2 separate regions of the Homo sapiens genome follow, and region 1 is linked to region 2. A link is an interaction called in ENCODE POLR2A ChIA-PET data of the cell type or tissue named here. Cell type or tissue: PC-9. All regions are shown on one strand.

Region 1 (2,500 bases), 180 kb before region 2:
TTCTGCACACGGAGAGGAAAACACTACCCGGCTCTAAGTCAGTGTGTCTACAGGGCAATTCCTTTCCTGTCCTCCACCTGAACATCCCAACCACTGATTCAATTCAACTTCACAGGAAGTTATCCAGCATTGTCTGTATCTCTAACCAGTTGCCCCCAAAACAAGTGGAAGGTTTGAATACTGTGATACCTTCCTTTACTGGGCATTTCTTTTTATTTGCAAAATACCTACCAAACACAGGACATCAGTTCTGCTTTATTTCCAGCTCTCATGGAATAGGACTACTTGTTTATGTATCAAAACTGTCTTACAACAAAAGCTCCAAAATTGTCCTGGGCTGGGGTGGGTGGTGAGTGGAGGTAGAAATAGAATTGGATTTGTTATCAGAGACACAGTTCCCATGAAAAGGGTTCCCAGATTCTAGTCCCAAGTTGCTAAACTGCTGCTAAATCCTGAAAGCTCTGACTGGCCCCATGGCAAGGATCTGGGGACGAACATGTGACCCTGCTGCCCAGCTCCCCAGCCATGTCACAAGACCAAATGCAGACACACTGAGCAAGGCTGTCTGCTCTCAGAGGGGGGAACCCAGACTATGCTCAGCATGGGCACTTTTTCAGCACTAGATCTGGTACCTTCTGAGAGACAACTGCCTCAACCTAGTGAGGTTGCTTCTCACTATGCAATTCTGGGAAATCCTGGATGGGGCTCATGGGAAGTGCTCACGGGAGTGGCTTCAGATGGAGGGGCTTTCTACAATAACCACAATAGAGGTCTTGGCCCTGCTTCCCCCACCACAGGCTTCGTGGGAATCCCAGAGGAAAGTTTCTCCGTCACTCCCCCTCTCCATCTCTAATCTGTCAAGAAGACTTTTTGTTACGGCGACTGAAAAGTCTTGTAAATAAGAAGACAATGGTACAGTGTACGCGTGCACACAGGCAGGGCAGTTAGCTGAGCAGAGTTACTCCCTCCCAAGCTTAAACTAAATCATTCCAATCAGCAATGCCCCACTAGGGATCTTCAAAAGTCTTTAGGATACTTTTGATTCATTTCAGAGATACAAATTAACTCAGAGTAAGATTCTATGGCAGAAATCCTTACCAAAAATAAATACACAGAGAGAGAATAGAACAGTACCACACCCAGGAAGCAATGTGGAGAAACATTTCCCCTGTCTGAAAAGCAGTCGCATGGGTGTTACAGTATGAAGGATTTACCTGTCTGTCATGTTGAGTTTAGAGATTACATCAGCCTGTAAAATAAAACACACAAACACACAGACACACACAAAAAAAAAACCCTGGAGAACAGCCAAGATTTAAATGTCCATTAGTGCTTTATTAAAACTAATAAGGACATTAATCTTCAGTTCCCAAACCACTTGAAAAATAAAAGCTCCTAAGCCTTAGTTGAAACATGCATTCCATCGGCATGCAACGAGAGTATGGAAAAGAATGCTACATTCTTCAAGCCCAATTAACTGTAGTTTCCTTAAGTTTATTCTTACTTAATACTAGAAGCTGAGCAATGAAGAAAGCTGCATGACAGACAGATTTATTCTGGTGCCATCAAAGCTGCAATATAGGTGAAAATCCAATGGAATGGGCTTTGGCTATTGAGAGAAGAAAGCAGCTGATGTGTTAAAGAAATCTGCCCGTCACTCAGATACCTGACCCTCAACTTAATTTTCAGAACTGAGACAGGCAAACTTTCTGCAACTGACAATAAAGGAAAAGAATGTGACATGCATGGACATGCATAATACAAAACTACAGATACTACCTTCCTAGGGATGTTTGGTCTAAATTAATTTGAAGTCTAAAGTAGAGACCACCCAACTGGTGCCACTGGGAAGTGGTTTAGCAATTGTGGAAAATCCAGAGTATATAATTCTACAGGTAGACAGCTTAGAATTGAGTGAAGAGATTCAGCATCACCTTTGATTTTATTATTTCTCCAATGCCAGCAGAAAAGCACATCTTTGATTTTTTAAATACAAATTTTTATCAAAAAACAGCATTCAACCCCAATTCAGTCTACTTGACAACACAGTTTGAAGTTCTTGATGGCATATATTTGGCTTCATTTTTAGGTATTCTAATTTAAGACAGTATTGGTTTGCAAATAAACTCAAATACTTTGGGGGGGATTATGGAAAAGTTTTACTCAATTCCAGATACCAAAGGTCTTGGAGGACACTTTGAAACAATTTAGCACGCCTCTACTGTGCCTCATATGAAGCTAGGATTTCCTTCCAGAAGGAATTTACCTTAAGGGTGAAACCCAGGCCCCACAAAGTGGCCCCATTTCACCTTCCCACCTCCCTGCACTAGCTCTAAGAATGTAAGACTTTCAAAGTGTTTCAAAGATGATTTTCTTACCTGACCCAGAAAATAAATTCCTCCACCTACTACAAAAGCGGAGATTGCCGTCCCAAAAACAGCAAACAGGGTGATGGAACCAATATTTTGAAAGAAGTTACCCTGTTTGAAAGAGCAGAAAT
Region 2 (2,500 bases):
ATTACATAGGTGGAATACAGAAGTATCCCTGCTTTTCAGCATGACTGCCCTTGATGACTCATCAAAAAACAGCAGTGCTAGTCATCTTAGACACAGAGGATGTGTGCCATTTAGACTTGTTCTTTTAAATAGTGAAAATTATTGCTTTATGGTTTTATTCTGTGCCCCCCGCCCTCATGCCCCTATGGGCCAGAGAGGCAGTTCACCAACTTCTCTCCAGTTGTGCCTCCCCTTCCTTCCTGTGACTTTAGGGAGTTTGTACGCATCTGCTCTAGTCCTAGAACCATGGGGCCTTCATAGCCCCTGCGCAGTAGCCAAGAGCAATGGGCCTTCTTACGGAAGGAAGAGCTCAGTTGGCAAGTATATCCTGAGCTGAGTTGTGAAGGCACACATTCATACCTCTCTTTATTTTTAATGGGGTTAGCACAGTCTTCAATCAATAGCTTAACTTCATCTCTGCTTTTATTTCTGCTCCTAGCATAAATTATTTAGCACAAATGCAGACATAATCTCAGAAATTACTTAGTATTAGTGTCCTGCTGTGAGCATCATTTTCTTGAGTGTGTTGTGTTCTAACCGCAAATTAGCAAAAGACCCTTCAAGAAAGTCTTTCTGTGGATTCATTTAGGGGGAATTTAGAAGGTTGTAGTCAGTGCTACCTGATCACTTTTATTTTCAGTGAAATTTTGTTTTATTCATAGTATAGTTAATAGCTTTCCTGTAACACACACACACACACTCTCTCTCTCTACATATATATGTATTATGTACATTTTTAAAAGTCACTTTTTACCTGGTAATATCTTAATCCCTTAAGGATTTGTCAGTTGGCCCATCGGTGGACTGAGTCACTTTATGAGTAGGGATTCCGAAAATGCCAAGCTTTGTCTGGGGGGGTTGGGTTGGGGGAGGATGCAATAATAAAAACTCTAACCTTGAAGATGCGGGGAGGGCCTACAGACATGTTGGAATTCAACAATTAGGTATATTTTAGTGTAGCCTCATAGTGCAGCGACCCAGCTGTAAAGATGAAGTCACTCATTCCTGTAATGATTTGCTAGCTTGTTGAACTAAAGTCTAGAGTTGAAAATTCTGCTCCTTTTGAACAGTGATCTAATTGTGAAACGGACAGTTGGCTACTGACAGTTTTCAAATATTAGCCAGTTGCTGATTTTAAAAATAACTGTGAGAAAGGAAGACCAAGGTGAGAAGAGACTAAAAATCAAACAGTCACATGAGGTTTTGTATCTTCAGACAGCTGAAGAAACCCGACAACCTACAAAGATATGATATTTGCTTGGGTAGTTGTAGTTCAGGTGTTTCCTTGTGCACCGAGCCCCTAGTGCATTGCTCATAATAGGTTCTGGGGCAGAGGTACCTGCTGATAGCTCCACAGGGTCATAAGCAACTTTGAACACCCCCAGGAGCCTTGTTGTTGGGCGTGGTGGGAAATGTTAATTGGCCTCTGAGTGAACTAGGAGGTACTGTTAGGATTCTTATCCCTTGATAAACTTACTCCCTGTGGCCGTCTTGTTAATATTTAAAAGTAAAGTGTAAATCCATTACAGGACACCATAATTTAATATTTGTTGCATTTCTGAGCTATGTGGTTGCCAGCATAGGGTCAGTATCCTAAGGCCTTTGAGTTTTCTGAGTTTTAACTCTCAGCTTGACTGTGGGGTGTGTGGGCTTGGGAATTGACTTTTGTTTGAGAGTAACAGCAATCTTAGGAATTAGTGATTTTTTTGGTCCTTGCAAATGTTACTGAACACACGGAACAAGCCAGCCACCAGGCTGCTCGTGGAAGGGGAAGGGAGGCAAAGTTGGGTTTGGTCCCCCTCCCCTGCTCTTATCCCCTCCACTCCCTTTTCTTCCTGAGCTCATGCTTTTGTTGTGATAGATTATTTTTCCCGGGATTTTTTGCTTTTGAAATCTTAGTTTTTGTGTCTTTGCACCTAGCCAGTAGGAGCAGCATTGTCTGAGATCTTAGCAGGTTCCAGAGAACTGTCCATTGTGGGTAGAGTTGGGAGTGGCAAGAACTGAAATTCCAGAGGCAGGAGCCAGGTTTTATGGACTTTTCTGAGTCATACTAAGCATGAGGAATTTGGACCTTGAAAGTGGTGGAAAGCCATTGAGAGACAACAGGAGGATATATTTATCATTTCTTTTAGTTCACCTATGACATTATAGGACGTTATAGGTAAAGACTAAATGCAATTCTTTTTCTTCTTCTTCTTCTTTTTTTTTTTTAATAGGGATGGGGTCTCGCTATGTTTCCCAGGCTGGTCTGGTCTCTGTAACTACTGGGCTCAAGTGATCCTCCCACCTCGGTCTCCTGTGCCTCCCTTCCCCTTCCATGAGCAGTCCTGCGGCTGGCTTATTCAGTAACATTTGCAGACTCACTAAAAAAAGTTACTAATTCCTGGGATTTTGTAATTCCAAAGTGTTGGGATTACAGGCATGAGCCACCACACCCGACCCTAAATGCAGTTCTTGATTC

The links. Peaks named below come from ENCODE experiments on the same cell type or tissue, not always from the same donor. Only the 100,000 strongest peaks of a DNase experiment are listed, where the experiment ranks them.
Region 1: POLR2A ChIA-PET joins it to region 2 with 10 read pairs; 5 of 35 experiments call an interaction of 5 or more read pairs at or near these places.

Annotation. Positions count from the first base shown.
Region 1 is chr20:49,849,559-49,852,058 of GRCh38, reverse strand. SLC9A8 (solute carrier family 9 member A8) reads right to left here. Exons shown (of 16, transcript NM_015266.3): 6 at 2,379-2,480; 7 at 1,215-1,249. Among named protein-coding and RNA genes, the nearest start is that of MIR12122, 13 kb to the left of the region's middle. In PC-9, no CTCF peak of the experiment used is centred here; no DNase peak of the experiment used is centred here.
Region 2 is chr20:49,674,440-49,676,939 of GRCh38, reverse strand. The region is part of intron 1 of B4GALT5 (beta-1,4-galactosyltransferase 5); the gene reads left to right. Among named protein-coding and RNA genes, the nearest start is that of B4GALT5, 38 kb to the left of the region's middle. RefSeq lists an enhancer at 263-342. In PC-9, CTCF peaks have their summits at 1,679 and 1,879; DNase peaks (open chromatin) are centred at 39, 839, 1,399 and 2,049; H3K4me3 peaks cover 2,288 bases; H3K27ac peaks cover 2,500 bases.